Linked DNA regions of Homo sapiens: region 1 is linked to region 2. A link is a loop called in an ENCODE intact Hi-C map of the cell type or tissue named here. Cell type or tissue: GM12878. All regions are shown on one strand. Links, peaks and the distances in the headings refer to the core of each region. The heading gives the core; the rest is flanking DNA. Region 1 has its middle 86 kb from the start of LINC02167. Region 2 has its middle 140 kb from the start of LINC02167.

The links. A loop is a pair of places that touch in the nucleus more often than their neighbours do. Peaks named below come from ENCODE experiments on the same cell type or tissue, not always from the same donor. Only the 100,000 strongest peaks of a DNase experiment are listed, where the experiment ranks them.
Region 1: a loop joins it to region 2, with 4 times the contacts of the local background. A loop is called at or near these places in 3 of 110 quality-filtered maps.

The regions. Positions count from the first base shown.
Region 1 is chr16:35,657,390-35,662,781 of GRCh38, forward strand. No RefSeq gene overlaps it. Among named protein-coding and RNA genes, the nearest start is that of LINC02167, 86 kb to the right of the region's middle. In GM12878, for the core only: no CTCF peak of the experiment used is centred there; a DNase peak (open chromatin) is centred at 3,187.
Region 2 is chr16:35,602,067-35,607,458 of GRCh38, forward strand. No RefSeq gene overlaps it. Among named protein-coding and RNA genes, the nearest start is that of LINC02167, 140 kb to the right of the region's middle. In GM12878, for the core only: no CTCF peak of the experiment used is centred there; no DNase peak of the experiment used is centred there.

The sequences.
Region 1 (5,392 bases), core at 252-5,251, 55 kb after region 2:
TTGTAATGTGTGGATTCATCAAACTGAATGGAACCTGTTTTTTGATTCACCAGGTTGAAAACACTCTTTGTAGAATCAATGAAGGGACATTTCTTTGACCCTCGAAGCCTATAGTGAAAAACGAAATATCCAGTGATAAAATCTAGAAACAAGTTATCTGTGAAAGTGCTTTGGGCTGTGTGGTTTCACCTGACAGAGTTAAACCTGTATTTTAATTGACCTCATTGTAGGGATTCTTATTGCAGAATCTACGAAGGCACACTTCTGAGCCCATTGAGATCTACAATGAAAAACGGAATATGCCTGGATAAAAACTAGAATTAATCTTACTGTGAAAATGCATTGTGATGTGTATATTCATTTCACAGAATAGAACCTGTGTTTTGATTCACCAATTGGAAACGCTGTTTCTGTAGAATCTACGAGGGGACATTTCAGAGCCCACTGAAGCCTATAGTGAAAAACTGAATTTCACACAATTAAAAGTAGAAACAAGATAACTGTCTGAAGGCTTTCTGATATGTAGATTCATCTCACAAAACGTACTTGTGTTTGGATTCAGCATGTTGGAAACACTCTTTTAGAATAATCTACTAAGAGACATGTCAGAGCCCTTTGAAGCCTACAGTGAAAAATGAATACACTGCAATAAATACTAGAAGCAAGGTGTCTGTAAAAATGCTTTGTGATGTGTAAATATATCTAAAAGAATGGAACGTGTTTTCATTCAGCAGGTTGGTAACACTCTTTTTGTAGAATCTACAAAGGGAAATTTCTGAGGTCATTGAAACCTGTAGTGAAAGACAGAATATCCCATGACAAAAAGTAGAAATAATCTATCTGTGAAAGTGCTTTGTGATGTGTGAATTCATCTCACAGAGTTAAACCTTCGTTTTGATTCAACAGGTTGGAAACCCTTTTTTTTGTAGAATCTACGAGGGGACATTTCTGAGACTAATGAGGTCTATAGTTAAAAAACCAAATATCCTGCAATAAAATCTAGAAACAAACTTTGTGTAAAAACACTGTGTGATGTGTGGATTCATCTCACAGAGTTAAACCCTTGTTGTGATTCAACAGATTGGAAACTCCCTTTTTGTAAAATCTATGAAGAGACATTTCTGAGCCTATTGAGCCCTATAGTGAAAAACCAAATATCCTGCAGTCAAAACTACAAACAACTGGTGAAAATGCTTAGTGATGTTGGATTTATCTCACTGAATGCAGGCTTTGTTTTGATTTGCTGGTAGGAAACACTCTTTTTGTAGAATCTACAAAGGGACATTTCTGAGTTCCTTGAGGCATATAGTAAAAAACAGAATATACCATGGTAAAATCTAGAAACAGGCTGTCTGTGAACAGGCTTTATGATGTGTTTATTTATATGACCAACTGGAACCTGTGTTTTAATTCATCAGGCTGGAAACCCTTATTTTGTAGAATCTACAAATTGACATTTCTGAGCCCGTTGAAGCCTGTAGTGAAAAACCGAATATCCTGCAATAAAAACTAGAAACAAACTATCTGTAAAAATACTTTGTGATGTGTGGACTCATCTCACAGAGTTAAAGCTTTGTTTTGATTCAACAGGTTAGAAACACACTTTTTGTAGAATGTACATAGGGAGATTTCTGAGCCCAATGAGACCTATAGGAAAAACAGAAAATATTGTGATAAAAACTAGAAACAACCTGTCTGTGAAAGTGCTTCTTGATGTGTCGATTCCTCTCACAGAGTTAAACTTTTGTTTAGATTCAACAGGATGGAAAAACTCTTTTTGTAGAATCTATGAAGAAACATTTCTGAGGCCATTGAGGTCAACAGTGAAAAATCGAATACACCACATTAAAACCTAGACAAAAGCTACCTGTGAAAATGATTTGCAATGTGTGGATTCAGCTCAGAAAGTTACACTTTTGTTTGATTCAATAGATTGGAATTGCACTTTTTGTAGAGTCTACCAATTGGCATTTCTGAGTTTATTAAGGGCTAAAGTGGAAAACATTATCCCATGATAAAAACTAGACACAAGCCACCTGTGAAAATGCTTCATGATGTGTGGATTTTTCAGAGAACTACACCTTTGTTTTCATTCAACATGTTGGAAACACACTTTTTGTAGAATCTATGAAGGGTCACTTCTAATCCTATTAAGACCAGAAGTAAAAAGCAGAAAAACAAACAAACAAACAAACAAAAAACTAAAAAACTAAAACGAGAAACACGCTATCTCTGAAAATGCTTTACAAGGCATGGATAAATCTCACAGAGTTATATGTTTGTTTTGATTCAACAGGTTGGGTACACTCTTATTGTAGAATCTACATAGGGACATTTATTTGCCCCTTTAGGCCCATAGTGAAAAACAGAATAGCTTGTGATAGAAAGTATAAATAAGCTATCTGGGAAAATGCTTGGTGACGTGTAGATTCACCTTATGGAGTTAACCTTGTTTTAATTCAAAAGGTTGAAAACACTTTTTTTTTGTAAAATCTATGAAGGGACATTTCTGAGCCCATTGAGGAGCATAGTGAAAAACTGAATATCCCACAATAAAAACTAAAAACAAGCTATCTGTGAAAATGCTTTGTGATGTGTGGATTTATCTTACCAAATAGCACCTGTGTGGATTCACCAGGTTGGAATCACTCTTTTTGTAGAATCTCAGAAGAAGCATTTCTGAACCCATTAGGTTCCATAATGAAAAATTAAATATCCCACAATAAAAACTAGGAATAAGCTATCTGTGAAAATGCTTTGCAATGTGTGAATTCATTGAGAAGAGTTAAACTTTTGTTTTGATTCAACAGTTTGGAAACACTCTTTTTGTAGAATCTATGAAGGGACATTTCTGGGTCCGTTGAGGCCCGTAGTGAAAAACCAAATTTCATGTGATAAAAACTAGAAACAAGCTATCTGTGTAAATGCTTTTCAATGTGTGCATTCATCTCAAAAAGTTAAACCTTTGTTTTGATTCAACAGGTTGGAAACACTCATTTTTTAAAATATACAAATAGAAATTTCTGAGCCCATTGTGACCTGTAGTGAAAAACTGAATTATTTGCATAAAAACTAGAAACAATCTATCTGTGAAAATGCTTTGTGATGTGTGGATTTGCCTCACTGAATGGGACCTTTGTTTTGATTCACCAGGTTGGAAACACTCTTTTTGTAGAATTGATGAAGGTATATTTCTGAGCCCTCTGAAACCACAGTGAAAAAGTATATATCTTACAATGAAAATTAGAAACAAGCTGTCTGTGAAAACGCTTTCTGATGCATAAATTCATCTCACCAAATGAAACCTGTGTTTTGACTCAACAGGTTGGAAACACTATTTTTGTAGAATATATGAAGGGACACTTCTTACGCATTGAGTACAATAGTGAAAAACTGAATTTCCTGTGACAAAAAGTAGAAACAAGCTATCTGTGAAAATGCTTTGCAATGTGTGTATTCATCTCACAAAGTTAAACCTTTGTTTTTATTCAGCAGGTTAACACTCTTCTCATTGAATTTATGAAATAATATTTCTGAACCATTGAAACCTATAATATAAAATCAAATTTCCCATGATAAAAACTGGAAACAAGCTATGTGTGAAAATACTTTGCAATGTGTCAATTCATCACAGAATGTTAAACTTTGTTTTAATTCAACAGGTTGAAAACACTCTTTGTGTAGAATCTACAAAGGGACATTTCTGAGCCCTTTGAGGCCTGTAGTGAAAAATTAAACATCCTACAATAAAAACTAGAAACAAGCTATCTGTGAAAATGCTTTGTGATGTGTGGATTCATCTCACAGAATGGAACCTGTGTTTTAATTTACCAGGTTAGAAACACTCTTCTTGTAGAATTTACAAAGAAACATTTTTAGGCCATTGAGGCCTGTAGTGAAAAACTAATTATCTTGTATAAAAACTAGAAACAAGTGATCTGTGAAAATGCTTGGTGATGTGATTAATCCCACATAGTTAATCTTTGTTTTGATTCAAAAGGCTGGAAACACACTTCTGTAGAATGTACAATGGGACATTTTTGAAACCATTAAAACCTGTAGCTAAAAACGGAATATCTTGTGATAAAAACTAGAAAAACTCTATCTGTGAAAATGCTTTGCCATGTGTGGATTCATCACACAGATTCAAACCTTTGTTTTTATTCAACAGGTTGGAAATACTCTTTTTGTAGAATTTACAAAGGGACATTTCTGAGCCCATTGTGGCCTGTAATGAAAAACCAAATATCCCACAATATTAACTAGAAAGAAGCTATCTGTGAAAATACTTCTTGATGTGTTGGTTCGTCTTACTGAATGGAACCTGTGTTTTGATTCAGCAGGTTAGAAATACTCTTTTTATAATATCTACGAAGGAACATTTCAGAGCACACTGAGGCCTGTAGTGTAAAACCAAATATCCTGCAATAAAAAGTACAAACAAGCTATCTGTTGAAATGCCTTGAAATGTGTGGATTCATCTCATCGAATGGAACATGCGTTTTTACTCATCAGGTTGGAAACATTTTTTGTAGAATTTACGAATGAACATTTCTGAGCCCATTGATGCCTGTAGTGAAAAACTGAATATCCCTCAATAGAAATGAGAAACAAGCTATCTGTGAAAATGCTTTGTGATATGTGGATTTGTCTCACAGAGTTAAAAAACTTTGTTTTTATTCAACAGGCTGGAAACACTCTCTTTGTAAAATCAACAAAGAAGCATTTCTGAGACCATTGAGGCCTATTGTAAAAAATTGAATATACCATGATGAAAACTACAAACAAGCTATCTGTGGAAAGGCTTCGCAATATGTGGGTTCATGTCTCAGAATTAAACCTTTATTTTGATTCAACAAGTTAAAAACTATTTTGTAGAATCTACAAAGGGACGTTTCAGAGCCTATTGAGGCCTATAGTAAAAAAACAAATATCCCGTGATAAAATCTAGACGCAAGCTATCTGTGAAAATGCATTGGGATGTGTGGATTCATCTCACAGAGTTAAACCATTGCTTTGATTCAACAGGTTGGGAACACTGTTTTTGTAGAATCTACGTAGGGACATTTCTAATCCAATAGAAGCCTATAGTGAAACACCAAATATCCCACCTAAAAAAACTGAAAACAAGCTATCTGTGAAAATGCTTTGCAATGTTTGGATTCATCTCACAGAGTTAAACTTTGTTTTGATTTAACTGCTTGGAAACACCCTTTTTGTAGAATCTATGAAGGGATATTTTTGACCCCATGAAGGCCTATTGTGAAAAACAAAATTTTCAATAATAAAAACTAGAAACAAGCTATCTGTGAAAATGCTCTGTGATTTGTGGATCCATCTCACAGAATTAAACCTTTATTTTTATTCAACAGTTCGAGAACACTCTTTTTGT
Region 2 (5,392 bases), core at 227-5,226:
GTACTTATTTCATCTCAAATTCCACTGGGAAATAGAACTTTGGATTTGGTAAAATAGGAACAAGAACTTCAGGTTGTTATTTTTTAATAAAAATTAGAGTAAAAAAGATCTTTTTATGTTAAAATCTGCTGTTTACAAAAGAAAAACAAAACCAGGTTGTTTTTAGAATCTACCTATTTTCTCAAATTCTCAGTTTGATTATGTCACATTTAGCATGAGTGATTCCATTTTTGTTTTGTTTTGTCTCATCTGTTGTACACTGTTCCTAGTGTACAAGTTCAGTCCAAAACAATAGACTCCAATAATTTTATTTAAACATTATTTTACTGCAGGTGCAGTGGCTTATGCCTATAATCCCAGCACTTTGGGAGGCCAAGGTGGGCAGATCACTTGAGTTCAGGAGTTCAAGACTAGCCTGGCCAATGTGGTGAAATCTCATCTCTAGTAAAAATAGAAAAATTAGCCTTGTGTGGTGGTGCATGCCTGTAATCCCAACTGCTGGGGAGGCTGAGGCAGGAAAATTGCTTGAACCTGGGGGGCAGAGGTTACAGTGTGCAGAGATCGTGCCACTGCACTCCAGCCAGGGTGATAGAGCAAGACTCCTTCTCAAAAAAAAAAAAAATACTTTCGGTTAAGTTCTCACTTAGATGAGAGTGTGACCAAAACTCAAATCACTACTGCCAATCACAGTTATTATTTTGGGTTTCTATACTTATCATGCCATTTATAGGTTATAGTGTTCATATAGTCTTTGAGGGTTTTTTGTTGTTTGTTTGTTTTTTGAGATGGAGTTTTGCTCTTGTTGCCCAGGCTGGAGTGCAATGGCACCATCTCAGCTCATTGTAAACTCCTCCTCGTGGGTTCAAGCTGTTTTACTGCATCAGCCTCCTGAGTAGCTGGGATTATAGGCAGGCACCACCATGCCTGAATAATTTTGTATTTTTAATAGAGATGGGGTTTCTCCATGTTGTTCAGGCTGGTCTTGAACTCCCGATCTCAGGTGATCTGCCCTTCTCGGCCTCCTAAAGTGCTGGGATTACAGGTGTGAGCAACTGAACCTGGCCTTTGTTTTGAGTTTTTGTCATTTCAGTTAAGAACAATTTGGCATTCTAGAGACTGCTGTATGTATGCACACATTTATAACTTTTGAGATAATATATTGCACCAGGAAGACCATTATTTTCACTATCAGGAAGTTAATATCAATAGAGTTTGGAGTATGCTTTTTCTTTTTCTGTTTTTTTTTTTTTTTTGACAGAGTTATGCTCCATTGCCCAGGCTGGAGTGCAGTGGTGCAATCTTGACCCACTGCAAACTCTGCCCCCTGGGTTCAAGCAATTCTCCTGCCTCAGCCTTCCCAGTAGCTGAGATTACAGGTGCACACCACCAGGCCTGGTTAATTTTTTTTTTTGTATTTTTAGTACAGACAGCATTTCACCATGTTGGCCAGGCTGGTCTCGTCGAACTCCTGACCTCAAGTGATCCACCCACCTCAGCCTCCCGAAGTGCTGGGATTACAGACGTGAGCCACCGAGCCTGGCTGTAGTATGCTTTTTAACCAGGGTCCCCATGAACAAAACCACATAAAATAAAGTAGATCAAAATAATTATCCAGATAAATGATTTACTCATTTCAATCAAGCAGTCTGTTCATTAATCTCCTATGACTAAATAGCATTAATATCTGATGTATTACAAGTGTTAGCAACTAAACAGATACTTCTGTTTATCCAATAAATAATCTAGAGAGGCCAAGCATGATGTCTCACACCTGTAATCCCAGCACTTTGGAAGGCCAAGGCGGGCAGATCACCTGAGTTCAGGAGTTCAAGACCAGCCTGGCCAACATGGTGAAACCCTGTCTCTACTAAAAATACAAAAATTAGCCAGACCAGACATTGTGGCTGGTGCCTGTAACCCCAGCTACTTGGGAGGCTGAGGCAGGAGAATTGCTTGAACCCAGGAGGCGGAGGTTGCAGTGAGTCAAGACCATGCCATTGCACTCCAGCCTGGGCAACAACAGCAGAACTTGGTCTCATAATAATAACCATTATTATTATAAATAATAACCATTATTATTATTATAAATAATAACCTAGAGAAATTTGATTTTTTCGCATAACTTTAATAAGAAAATTTAAATTCTATTTTGTATCCATACCCTTTACTGCAAAATCTGCTATAGAGACTATTATGGTAGATAAATTTCTAATTATTGTCTAATTTACTCTAAACCACGGGAAAAGAAACCTAACAAATAGTGCCCATTCAGAAAAGTCAAGGCCTCCTGACAATGCAGTTTAAAAAATTCTCTTTAGCTTATAAGGTCGTTTAAGAACAATGAACCAATGTTCTGTTTCTTATATTATGAAGCAACAAATATCCCATTAAAATTTCTCATCCAAATTGTTCTTTTATCTTTCATCTATCAAAACATAAGTTTATCCATATATAAGATTGGCTGCAAAAACCTCTAAATATACAAGTATACCCCTGGAGTGAACACAAGATAACCATTTTTATTTCTATTTTTATAGAGCCATAAGCAAGAATATAACTGTGAGCTAAGAGTGTCATAGAAACAGAGATATATTGATGTTTTATATAGTGAAAAAAAGCTGTCTACATCAAGATTACCATCTCCTTCTGAGGAGAAACTTTCCTGGTTGGCTTTGCCTTAAGTTCTCCAATGGCTATAAAATTTCAAAAGTTTGGAGGCACCCTTCTGAGTTGAGAAATTATAACCCAAGATTCAAGGTCCTGAAGTCTTTCTGCAGGGTGGATGGCAAGAGGGGAATCAATCAATGGTTTCTATTAAAAATAAAGTTTAATTGTCTTCAGTCAGTGGACCATCAAAAGCTTTTTTACCTCGTAAAAATGAGCTTTGGAATAAAGCATTAAAGGCTTGCTGCATTTATTCATATCTGATTTTGGTACCAGAAGATACATGAGGTTCTATTATTAGATTCATAGGCCTTCCAATTACAATTTTATAATGGTCAACATATTTTTTCTACTTTAAGTGGATCTGATTGTCATTAATCTGAAATTGCAACAGCAATCCAATCAATTTGGTTAGCTTTGCTTAATACTATTGTATCTGTAATAACTTAACAGTTTTACAACTTCTCTACTAAAATAAGAATTTTTATCATTGGAGTTTTTTTTCAGAAATGTCACATTAGGAAAACATATTTTCTAATATCTTTTTAGCTACTGTCATAACATCAGCCTTCTTGCTTAAGAAAGCATTTATACAACCAGAAAACGTGTTAAAATGACAATTGAGTAAAATTTCTGTATAAATGTTTAAATTACCCATCAGGTAGCATAAATGTACCTGAAGTTTTGATTGTCTTCTCAGTATTATATGTTTGGCAAACAAAGCATTGGTCATAAAATATTTTAGTAATTTAGATAATCAACACACACACACACACTTAATTTACATTTAATTTAGATTATTTTATCATTTCTGTGTTGAGTGATAAAATGCATAGCTTTTAATAATGGAAGCTATAAGAACTCAGGAAAGCCCAAGTGGCTGTCTAGGTTTTTCAGGAGCCCACACTTAACATTGGATTTATGTCCTCTTATTTTTTTGTTTTGGTTGTTATTTTGAGACAGAGTCTCACTCTGTGGCCTAGTCTTCACTCTGTGAAGTGCAGTGGCACCTTATCAGCTCACTGCCACTTCTGCCTTCTGGGTTCAAGTGATTTTCCTGCATCAGCCTCCTGAGTAGCTGAGATTACAGGCCTTTGCCATCATGCCTGGCTAATTTTTGTATTTTTAGTAGAAATGGGATTTCCCCATGTTGGCCAGGCTGGTCTAGAACTCCTGACCTCAAGTGATCTACCTGCCTCAGCCTCCCAAAGTGCTGGGATTACATGTGTGAGCCACTTGCCAGGCCAGGATTTCTGTCCTCTTACATACTAGGTTTGTTTCTGCAATTTAGGTACGTAGCACTAATAACTGATGAGTTATCATACATAGGTAATTATACTTGGACCATATGGTTTATTCAAATTTCATATCTAATGAATTTCATTACTTGCTGATTTAGCATAAATATCTGGCAAAGTATTGTTTTGGTATTCAATTAATTTTTGTCTCTCCTGGGTTAGCAGTTTTATGAGTCAGTCTCTTCATTAAATTTCCCAGAATTCTGACCCACTCTAAACAATATAATTCTAAAATGACCAGAAAACTGCATGCAACTTGTCTGGGCACTTTTCATCCTTTTCATGAATCTCCTTGAAGACACAATACTCCAGGATTTTGTGTGCTTATGAAGATTTTAGGAACTGCATTAGAATTAATCCATTAACTGTGGAAATATCTTAAAATGCTTATAAAGGCACATCGACAAAAAATTGTTTATATTTATGGCCTACAGTAATTTATCATAAAAACTGTAATTGTGGGCTGGGGGCATTGGCTCTTGCCTGTAATCCCAGCATTTTGCGAGGCCCAGGCAGGTGGATCACCTGAGGTTGGGAGGTCTAGACCAACCTGACCAACATGGTGAAACCCCGTCTTTACTAAAAATACAAAAAATAAGCCAGGCATGGTGATGGATGCCTATAACCCTAGCTACTCAGGAGGCTGAGGCAGGAGAATCACTTGAATCTGGGAGGTGGAGGTTGCAGTGAGTTGAGGTTGTGCCACAGCACTCCAGCCTGAGGGACAGAGCAAAACTCTGTGTCCAAAAAACAAAACAAAACAAAACAAAACTGTAATTATGATTAATAGCATATACTCAGATGTATTAGAATTTTATAAATCCAATATAATTTTGGATCACATACTAATTAGATATTTAACAAAATACAAGTTGAAGAAAGTAAAACATTTTTTATTTGACAATATTTCCCATGTTATTTAACATATTAAAAGATTCTGTTTATCTCTCTTGGGTGTTTCAGGGACCCTCTTTTCTTTTGTCAAAAAGACAATTTTGGAGCTAAAATTTGGCTTTGGGAAGCCTGTCAAATATGTCAAAGTTTGGGCCAGGAATGATGGTTCATGCCTGTAATCCCAGCACTTTGGGAGGCTGAGGTGGGCTGATAATCTGATGTCAGGTGTTCAAGACCAGCCTGGCCAACATGGTGAAACCCCATCTCTACTAAAAATACAAAAATTAGCCAGGCAGGGTGGCACAGGCCTGTAATCCCAGCTCCTCCAGAGGATGAGACAGGAGAATTGCTTGAACCCAGGAGGCAGAGGTTGCAGTGAGCTAAGATCGCACCACTGCACTCCAGTCTGAGTGACAGAGCAAGACTCTGTCAAAAGAAAAGAAAAGAAAAGAAAAGAAAAAAAACCCTAAGGTTTAAAACAATTTACCAAAATAGGATCAAGGTCACCACGAAATAATAGTCATTCACTTAGCCAA